Linked DNA regions of Homo sapiens: region 2 is linked to region 1. A link is an interaction called in ENCODE POLR2A ChIA-PET data of the cell type or tissue named here. Cell type or tissue: OCI-LY7. All regions are shown on one strand. Each heading gives the region's core, and the rest is flanking DNA. Links, peaks and the distances in the headings are about the cores only. Region 1 overlaps RBBP6 (RB binding protein 6, ubiquitin ligase). Region 2 overlaps PLK1 (polo like kinase 1).

Region 1 (5,499 bases), core at 292-5,291:
CATCAGGAGGGCAGGAGAGCCTGTGCAAAGCTTGTTTGTTCAATCAGCAAAAAAAAAAACAAAAAAAAAACCAAAAAAACAATTTTCTAACCTAACAACATTGTGGAGTTTGATGGCAAATTTTATGTCCTGCCTTCCTCCCTCCTCGCATTTATTTATTTGGAGTTGCTTGCCTGTGTTGTGGATAAGGGATCTGAACTTTAATATTTTTGAGGATTTAATCAGTATTGGAATTGTTTTTGGATCTTGAAATGTTCTGATGTCACCGCTCTTGTCTTGTGTGTCAATTCCAGAATTAGTAATACGGCAATTAAGTAGTTAAACTGTTAGTTCATCACATTACTCTTAAGCTTTATCAATTCGGTGAAGATCAAAAGTACTGATTTTTTTTAAAGTAGTAGTTGCTAGATTTTACGTGACTGTTGATACTAAGGTACTGAAAAATAGGCTGCTACCATAGAGTACAAATAAGCCACTGATAAGAATCGTTAGATTCTTTCTCCTTTTCAAAAGTATTTTGATAATATTGGGAACTTAACAGTAGATAAATGTGACAAGCAGTCTTTCCTGACTCTGAACTTGTTTTGGTTTCTTTTTCTCAGATCAGTAATGCTGATGTGTATTTTTTAGCAGTTCGGTGTTCTAAAAGTTACTGATGGAATGAGAAGAAGTGAAGTTACAATTAGGTTAGGGTATTTTTTTAGTCACTAAATTTTTATCACACTTAAGGTGTGACATGGATTCTTTTAGTTGAAATGGGAGGTCCCCCACCTCCAGCCTGTAGTTTAGGTAGAGTAAATCTTGTCATGTAGAAGACCAGTTTTCCATTTACAATGCAGACCTAAGTATAATTGTATTAGGTTAAGGAACAGCAGTGCTGGCATATCATGACTCAAAAATATTAAGGAAGAATTTATTTGCTCAAATGATATTATGTGAAAATACTGTCTGCTTCCCCACCTTTTAAAAACAAGTGTCATACCCTTTGATAATTGGAGCTATGTGTAATCCTCTGCCTAAGGAGAGGAAAAACTGGTGGTGGTCATGAACAGTTGAGAAATAGCTTTATTTAAGTGCCTCACAAGCATCCCTTAACTACAACAGTCACATTTCACAGAACAGATGGGTTTATAAGAAGTTTGGGCCATCTTGACATATTGAGTATTTATGAATGAGAGGAGAGACAATATGAATGGAATTAAAGGATATTAAGGCAATTTTAATCGTCATATATTCAGGTTTCATATTTTACTGGAGTATTACACAATCGAATCATTAGGGCTAGGCGTTATCCATCTTTTCGACCCAACAATTGAATGCAGCTTTTTTTTTTTTTTTCCCCTGAAACAGAGTCTCACTCTGTCACCCAGGCTGGAGTGCAGTGGCACCATCTTAGCTCACTGCAACCTCCGCCTCCCTGGTTTGAGCGATTCTCATGCCTCAGCCTCCCAAGTAGCTGGGACTACAGGCATGCGCCACTACACCCAGCTAATTTTTTTTTGTATTTTTAGTAGAGATGGGGTTTTGTCTTGCTGGCCAGGCTGGTCTCGAACTCTTGGCCTCAAGTGATCCACCCACCTGGGTCTCCCAAAGGGCTGGGATTACAGGCATGTGAATGCAACTTTAGACTGGGTAAGTTATAGTTAAAAGAATCCTGTCCGGAAATTTAAGAGTTTTGTGACTTTGTGTAACCAATTTTTTTTTCCTAGCCCAGGAAATAAATGATACGTAATTCAAACCCAGAAAGCCAGGAATGTGTTTTTGCCCAGCACATTTTCTTTTTTATATTTATGTGAACTGCCCTTTATTGGAGAAAGCTTTGATGTTCGGTTTGTTAAGAAAAGGGAGCTTTGAGGGAGAAAATGTGTATTTTATGCAGTCCTCAAATTAAGAGAGAAAGAGATATTGATGGTAGCTACTTAACTAGTTTTATGGGAAATAGTATCCAATGTCACAAGGCAGTTGAGTAGAATGCCATTTGGTTTTAGCACCGATATTCAACATATTTACTAAAGAAAACTATGGTAATCTTTTTATCACAGTTAAGGTCCAGTTTCTTAATTTCATTCTTATAATTTTAAAATCCCTAATCTACCATGTTTCTGTAAAACATTTCCTTACAGTTTTGGAATTATGTGCATGTTTAGGTCCCTTAAATCTTTTTTTTTTTTTTTTTTGGAGACACATCCTCACAGGCTAGAGTATAATGGCACAATTTTGGCTCATTGCAGCTTCAACCTACCAGGCCCAGGTGATCCTCCCACCTCAGCCTCCCAAGTAGCTGGACTACAGCCACACACCACCATGCCTGGCTAATTTATTGTAATTTTTTTTTATTTTATTTTGGTAGAGATGGGGATTTTGCCATGTTGCCCAGGCTGGTCTCCTGAGCCCAAGTGTTCTCCTGCCTTGGCCTCCCAAGGCCATCCCAAAGTGCTGGGATTATAGGCTTGAGCCACTGTGCCTGGCATAGGACCCTTAAATCTTGATAAGACTGAAACGCTTGGGTCAGAATTCCATGGATTTTAGACAAGAATCCTGCTTGTTTCTAGACTGTATTTCAAAATGAATATCAAGTAATCTTTGTTATATATGAGAAACTTTTCTGCACACCGACCCCTAAAAAACAAAACATCCTTCGTTCTGAAATTAAAGTGTGAGAGGTTTGGAAGCTGAATATGAAGTGTTTATAAATGACCCTTGTCACCTTTCTTACTCTCCATTTCTCGGATTCATTCTGTTTTTCATTTCATCCATGCCTTTCATGTCTGGGGTCAAAAAAACTGGCAAGCAGAAAGGGTCTTTTGAAGCCAACAGACTACTTGTTAAGGAGGTATTTTAAATGAAATACCCCCAAAGTGTCTTTATTACCCCTAGAAAGATACTTTGAGGGGTAAGAAATCATTGTAATTCAGGTATTTAAAAAGTCAGTTAGAACATCTGTTTTGAAGGGCATTGAGGCACCTTTTAGTTTGACACAGTACGGTGCTAATCAAATTAATAAGCTGTCTTGGAAAGCTCTTGTGAGTGCATTGAGTTGTTACATATTCAGAAACTTCCTGTCAGGTGTTTGACACAAAGTTTTATTTCTAGAATTAACTTTTAAAAAAATCTAGTCACCCCATGCTCTCAGTTTTTCTGACTCAAAGCTTCCTCGGAATTTGGGGCTATCATGAACTGTCCAAGATAAAGATTATAGTCCTACATTGGCATGCCTAAATCTAGGAAATTGCCTACCTCTAATTGAATGCCTGTGAGATAGTGCCTTCTACTTGAAGTATATAGAAAATAACCCTTGCCTGAACAATTTCATTTCTAACAATACTATTAGCATTATGACTAAAAATAATTAATATACATTAAAAGCCGAATATGCCTACATATGTGGTAAGCGTAATAATCGGAAGAACAGAGATAGTCACTTTGTGCAGAGTAACTTTAAGTGAAGCAAGTAAACTTAATGACAATAAAAAGGCCTGGTTGTGTGATTAAAGGAGATGGATACATTTTTGCATCTCTAGGTAATTTTTCTTTTTGGTAATTTTACAGATTCTTTCTGTAGCAAATCTTTTTACCATAGTTAAGGTCCATTTTCTTAATTTCATTCTTATACAAGTATTGCAAATAGCCCAAGGAGTGTAAAAATAGGATCCATTCTTCTCCCTCTTGGTTTTCCCAGAAGGTGACATCACTGTTTATCCGATGACTGAAGCCAGGAACCCAGGGATTCCTCTGGCCTGATTCCTCTTTCTTCTTCATTTCCTTCATCTCCCCCATATTCGGTCCATCAGCAAGCTTTGTCAATCCTACCTGCAAACATTCTGTCTTTATTTCTCACATCATAACACAGGTCGTCATTATCTCTACCTGGATTTTTTAGCAGCCTGGTTATTAGTCCCCTGGTTTCTACTCTTGTTCTCCTACAGTTTGTGCTCCACATTGGTGCCACAGTAGTCTTTTTTTGAGACAGAGTCTTGCTCTGTCACCAGGCTGGAGTGCAGTGGCGCGATCTCGGCTCACTGCAGCCTCCCAGGTTCATGCCATTCTCCTGCCTCAGCCTCCTGAGTAGCTGGGACTACAGGCGCCCACCACCAAACCTTCCTAATTTTTTTGTATTTTTAGTAGAGATGGGGTTTCACCGTGTTAGCCAGGATGGTCTTAATCTCCTGACCTCGTGATCCGCCCCCCTCAGCCTCCCAAAATGCTGGTATTACAGGCGTGAACCACCGCGCCTGGCCAGTAGTCTTTTTTTCTTTAACAAAAAGCAAATAATCACTTTGCTTAAAATCCTTCAGTGTCTTCCTGTTGCACTTCAAAACAAAATATAAATCAGTGTATGGTCTATACCTTTCTGTCATTCTTTTCTTTTATTTTCTTAGGCTCTTCAAGCCGTTTCGTATCATTTTTCTACATGCTTTTTTTATCCTTTGCCTGAAATAGTCCTCAACCAGTTTTTTTCCTGTATCTGGCTGGGTTCTCAGTCTTTAAGTATCCAGTAGAAGTTCCTCCAAGGGGCTTTCTTGGAATCAACATTCTATCTGAAGTTGTATTCCACTATTCATTCCTTATTAGAAAACCATTTTCTCTTTATTCATAACGTCATAATTTAATTTTTAGTCTATCTTCCTCAGTAATAATTTCTGTGAATGCAGGGATTGTAATACTCAACTAACGTTTAGGGACTAGGAGAGACAGAATATCTTCATTCCGAATAACGGCTTTTTCACCATTCACATGTTCAGCATTTCAGACTAAACTAAAGAATGACGGTGTTACTGAGATTTGGAGTTCCACAAAAGTAGAAGTGCTAGAGCCAAGAACCTGCTGATGATATTGGTTGTCCTTTGAAAAGAAGCCCTCTTAGGGCTTTGGATGTTTGTTCTGACAATATCAGTAATCTAGTTGCAAGGAACTTGTAGTTATTATATTTAAAGTCATTTCCCATGAAATTTATATTTGAAGTTTTCTAATTCTTGGTTACGCACTCAAATCCCCAAATGGAAATTCAATTCTGTCTTTTTATTTACAGAATATACTGATGATAATGCTCTGATTCCTAAGAATTCTTCTGTAATTGTTAGAAGAATTCCTATTGGAGGTGTTAAATCTACAAGCAAGACATATGTTATGTAAGTATCAAATCTCATGTATTTCTCAAAATAGACTTTTTTTAGTTTTTTTAATTTTGTGAGAAAAAACTGTATTTTAGAACTGAACTCATTACTTTAACCTTAATGAATACATCTTCTCAAGACTGTGAGGATAGTAGGTTTCTTTGTTCGTTTGTTTTTGATTTCCTCCCCCAGTTAAATTGACTTAGCCTGTTGTGAGAGGGCCATTATTAGGAAAAATTTTTCTCCATATGGCCAGTATTTACAGATACAAGAAAGTGATATTCACATTATTTCTGTGCCTTTCTTTGACTACTTTTTTTTGTGGGGGTTCCTTCAGTTTTCTTCACTACAAAAATTTGGTGTTGTAGACATCGGTCCTAAATAT
Region 2 (5,224 bases), core at 225-5,224, 860 kb before region 1:
CAGCATCTGAGGCCCTTGCACAGAGTCCTAGATGACCACAGGCTATAGCTAAAAAATCACTGGCCCTTAAGAATCCTGGTCTCACCATGTGTATTCTGCTGAGGGCTTATTCTAGCCAATGTCATGGCTTCTGGGGCTGCTCAGTGGACTTAGGGATTGTCTTCAGGGGCCCCAGAGTTAGAGTGAGTGTCCAGAGGATGCCTGACCTTTGTTCTGACCCTGAGATGATTTCTCTCATGTCTGGGTTGTGGCTGGGAGACTGGTGCCAAATCCTACCTTGTGCTTACAGGTATACCTTGTTAGTGGGCAAACCACCTTTTGAGACTTCTTGCCTAAAAGAGACCTACCTCCGGATCAAGAAGAATGAATACAGTATTCCCAAGGTGACTAATGATGCTTTAAGTTTACATTTATTTTGTTTTCCCCAGAAGCTGTTTATGGAGCCCAGCAATATCCTAGGACCAGAAATAGGTCTATCCCACCTCTAAGGTAGCCACAGAGCTTGAGAGGGCCTGTGTCTGAAATTGCATACAGAACTTGACATGTATGTGCACATAAGCATTTTTTCTAGGGGGAGAGAGTTGGCAGATTCTCAAGAGATTGGGTAACCCAAAAGTTGTGTAAAAAGCAAAAAACAAAGGAGGTAGGAAGGAGTAGGAGGCAAAAGTGCTTAATCTTTAGAAATGGTTTATCTTAATTCAAATGGATTCTGCCACTTAGCGAGATCACATTGGGCAAATGGCCTGCATCTTTTTTTTTTTTTTTTTTATTTGAGGTGGAGTTTTGCTCTTGTTGCCCAGTGCAGTGGCATGATCTTGACTCACTGCAACCTCCACCTCCCAGGTTCAAGCGATTCTCCTGCCTCAGCCTCCCAAGTAGCTGGGATTACAGGCACCCACCACCTCGCCTGGCTTTTTTTTTTTTTTTTTGTATTTTTAGTAGAGACGGGGTTTCACCATGTTGGCCAGGCTGGTCTCGAACTCCTGACCTCAGGTGATCCACCCGCCTTGGCCTCCCAAAGTGCTGGGATTACAGGCGTGAGCCACCATACCCAGCCTGGCCTGCATCTTCTGAACCATAGTTTCCATATATAAAGTGGAGTTCCTGCCTTGGAGCACCTCACAGAGTGCCTTGCATGTGGTGAGTGCTCTCAGAATTATGAATCACTGTGAATCCCAGGGCTTCCTAATGGCATAGTTGTGTGCATTTTCTTTTTTTTTTTTTTTTTTTTTTTGAGATGGAGTCTCGCTCTGTCGCCCAGGCTGGAATGCAGTGGTACAATCTCGGCTCACTGCAAGCTCTGCCTCCCAGGTTCATGGCATTCTCCCGCCTCAGCCTCCTGAGTAGCTGGAACTACAGGCACCAGCCACCATGCCCGGCTTCTTTTTTCTGTATTTGTGGTAGAGACAGGGTTTGACCGTGTTAGCCAGGATGGTCTCGATCTCCTGACCTTGTGATCCACCTGCTTCGGACTCCCTAAGTGCTGAGATTACAGGCGTGAGCCACCGCGCCCGGCCATGGTGTGCATTTTCACAACCACCAACAGAAATACATTTAAAGGAATAGCTGGTTCCTGCAGAAGCCTAGCACACAGCCAGTTTGAAGTGTAGTGTCCTTGTGTGAAGCCAGGAGGCCTGTCACCATAAGGACAGACATAGTAAATCCATCACAAAGTGTCAGTTCACTGTCAGAGACAGCATGGAATCAAGCCAGCTAGACAAGGCCTTCACCCTCTCTGTGCCTCACTTTCCTCCTCTGTGAAAAAGGGATGATAATAGATCCCCACCCCTTAGATGAGTTGGTGAGGGCTAAGTGAGCTAAACACAGGAGTGCTTAGAATGCTTTCCTGGCACATAGTGAGTGCTAGGAAAGTGAGTTGGTGTTCGGCCACAGTCCATTGACCCTTCTGTCAATGGTGCTCAGTAAAGCTGACAGTGGAGAACTTGGCATTGAACCAAGTTGTGAACCACTGACCTGTGGTGTATTTGAGACTGGGGGCTGCATGTGGGCTGGGGACCTGCAGCTCCTTTGAGGCCGTACTGTACTCCAGGTCCCCTTCACATTCTGCTTATGGCTGTCCCTCTCTCTGCCCCAGCACATCAACCCCGTGGCCGCCTCCCTCATCCAGAAGATGCTTCAGACAGATCCCACTGCCCGCCCAACCATTAACGAGCTGCTTAATGACGAGTTCTTTACTTCTGGCTATATCCCTGCCCGTCTCCCCATCACCTGCCTGACCATTCCACCAAGGTTTTCGATTGCTCCCAGCAGCCTGGACCCCAGCAACCGGAAGCCCCTCACAGTCCTCAATAAAGGTACAACAAGGGTCTGGGTAAGAGAGCAGACCCCCCAGAGAAAGCCCAGGTTGTAGGGGTGTGTGCAGCTTAGTCCCTGGCCCTGAGAGCTCAGGTGTGGAGTAGGACAGGCCTCTGTCCTTCAATCCGTGGTTCCAATGCCCATCTGCTTCTCGGCCCTGCCAGGAAAGACTGACCTTACCATGGCTGGATAAACGTACCATGCCCAAGAAGAAGAAAATGGATTGAATGCCAAGCCTGAAAAATTCTTTCAAATCACTTTAATTAATTTAATTTTTTGGAGACAGGGTCTCTCCTCTATTTTCCAGGTTGGAGTGCAGAGGCACAATCACAGCTCACTGCAGCTTTCAACTCTAGGGCTCAATTGATCCTCCCATCTCAGCCTCCCAAGTAGCTGGGACTGTCAGGCATGCACCACCATGCCTGGCTGACTTTTCTAATTTTTGTAGAGACAGTGTTTTGCCATGTTGCCCAGGCTGGTCTTGGAACTCCTGGGCTCAAGCGATCCTTTCACCTCCACCAAAGTGTTGGGATGACAGGCATGAGCTGCTACATCTGGCCTTTAAAAAAATTTCTAACACTTTTTCATGATTCATTGAAAAACATAAAAATTTCCTTTTTTTTGTGGCGTGATCCCGGCTCACTGCAAGCTCTGCCTCCCGGGTTCACGCCGTTCTCCTGCCTCAGCCTCCTGAGTAGCTGGGACTACAGGCGCCCACCACCATGCCCGGCTGTTTTTTTGTATCTTTTAGTAGAGACGGGGTTTCACTGTGTTAGCCAGGATGGTCTCAATCTCCTGACCTCGTGATCCGCCTGCCTCGGCCTCCCAAAGGGCTGAGATTACAGGCGTGAACCACCAGGCCCGGCCTTTTTTTTTTTTTTTTTTTTTTTTTTTTTTTTTTTTTTTTTTGAGACAGGGTCTGGCTCTGTCTCCTAGGCTGGAGGGGAGTGGTATGATCTCGATTTCACTAAGGATACATAGTTTTAAAAAGTCACTTGAAATACTTTTTTTCTCTGTGGATATATCACCAATTTGATGTACAACTTCAGTTCATTTTTCAGTTTTCAATTTTTAGGTATTGGTTTTTCTTAAACTTCATTTTGGAATAATTTTAGGCTTATACAGAAAAGTTGCAACAACAACAAAAAACTCCCCAGAGTTCCTACATACCTTGCAGCAATTATTACAGTGGAATTTTTTTTGAGACAGGTCTCAGGACTTGCTGTCACCCAGGCTGGAATGCAGTGGCTCACTCATAGCTTACTGCAGCCCCAACATCCTGGGCTCAAACAGTCCCCCTGCCTTACCCTCCAGAGTAGCTAGGACTACAGGCATGTGCCACCATACCCAGCTAATTAAAAAATTTTTTTCTTTGGGAGGCCGAGGTGGGTGGATTGCCCGAGCTCAGGAGTTCGAGATCAGCCTGGGCAACATGGCGAAACGCTGTCTCTACTAAAAATACAAAAGACTAGCCGGGCGTGGTGGTGTGCACCTGTAATCTCAGCTACTCGGGACACTGAGGCACAAGAATCACTTGAACCTGGAAGGCGGAGGTTGCAGTGAGCCGAGGTCTCACCACTGCACTCCAGCCTGGGCAACAGAGCGAGACTCTGTCTCAAAAAAAAAAAAAAATTTTTTTTTTGTAAAGACAAGATCTCACTATGTCGACCAGGCTTATCTCAAACTCCTGCCCTCAAGTGATCCTCCTCGGCCTCCCAAAGTGTTAGGATTTACAGGTGTGAGCCACTGTGCCCTGCCTAGAATGATGTTCTAATGGTAATTTTTCTTTTCCTCACTTTTTTTGCATTTAATAATTGGAATTCTTCTGTAAGGAAGAGCTGTTCCTTCTCTCCGATTGATTTATTTATTTGGTTATGTCTGAAATAGACTCATGGATATTTTTATTCTTTGGGCTATATTTTAAAGGATTACTTATTTCTCTGCTTTTATTTATTTTTTTAAATTTGAGACAGGGTCTTGCTCTGTCTCCCGGGCTGGAGTGCAGTGGCACAGTCGTACCTCACAGTAGCTTTGATCTCCTGGGCTCAAGTGATCCTCCAGCCTCAGCCTCCCAAGTAGTTGAGACTTTAGGCATGTGCCACCGCGTCTGACCAATTTTTAAATTTTTGGTAGAGATGAGGTCTTGCCCACACTGGTCTCAAACTCCTGAGCTCAAGTGATCCTCCTGCCTCAGACTCCTACTTTTTTTCTTTCAGTTTTAATTTTTTATATAGCATTTTAAAAACTTAAGGAAATTTTCAGTTACCCGAAGGTGGAGAGAACTGTATGATGAGTCCCATGTTTCATCTATTTTTACTAGTTATCAACATTTGGACAGACTGTTTTATTTATTCCAGCCTCCTGCCTTTTTTGTTACCGGTGTTTTAAAAAATTATTATTTACTATTTATTATTATTTATTTGAGACATTCTTGCTTTGTTGCCCAGGCTGGAGTGCTGTGGCAAGATCATGGCTCACTGCAGCCTCCACCTCCTGCGTTCAAGTGACTCTCCCACCTCAGCCTCCCAAGTAGCTAGGACTACAGGTGTGCCACCATGTCCAGCTAGTTTCTGTATTTTTAGTAAAGACAGGGTTTTGCCATGTTGCTCAGGCTGGTCTCAAACTCCTGAGCTCAAACAATCTACCTGCCTCGGTCTCTCATAGTGTTGGGATTACAAGTGTGAGCCACTGGGCCTGGCCTTGCTGGAGTGTTTAAAGCAAATCCCTAATATCTTATTATTTCATACCCAAGTCCCTATCATGACATCGTTTTTTAATTGAAAACTTAAACATTTTATATTATACAAGGAGAATTAGCACATGGTGGTGGGGGAATAAATAAATAAGGAAAAAGACAATAAGAATAATCTGTGTTTCTACTGCCCAGATATAATCAGCGTTAAAATTT

Evidence for each region. Peaks named below come from ENCODE experiments on the same cell type or tissue, not always from the same donor. Only the 100,000 strongest peaks of a DNase experiment are listed, where the experiment ranks them.
Region 2: POLR2A ChIA-PET joins it to region 1 with 5 read pairs; 2 of 35 experiments call an interaction of 5 or more read pairs at or near these places.

Annotation. Positions count from the first base shown.
Region 1 is chr16:24,541,134-24,546,632 of GRCh38, forward strand. It overlaps RBBP6 (RB binding protein 6, ubiquitin ligase), which reads left to right. Exons shown (of 18, transcript NM_006910.5): 2 at 5,030-5,129. Among named protein-coding and RNA genes, the nearest start is that of RBBP6, 4.3 kb to the left of the region's middle. RefSeq lists an enhancer at 1-83. In OCI-LY7, for the core only: no CTCF peak of the experiment used is centred there; a DNase peak (open chromatin) is centred at 3,018; H3K4me3 peaks cover 3,537 bases; H3K27ac peaks cover 2,874 bases.
Region 2 is chr16:23,681,775-23,686,998 of GRCh38, forward strand. It overlaps PLK1 (polo like kinase 1), which reads left to right. Exons shown (of 10, transcript NM_005030.6): 4 at 290-383; 5 at 2,096-2,315. Among named protein-coding and RNA genes, the nearest start is that of PLK1, 5.5 kb to the left of the region's middle. RefSeq lists an enhancer at 5,214-5,224. In OCI-LY7, for the core only: no CTCF peak of the experiment used is centred there; no DNase peak of the experiment used is centred there; H3K4me3 peaks cover 118 bases.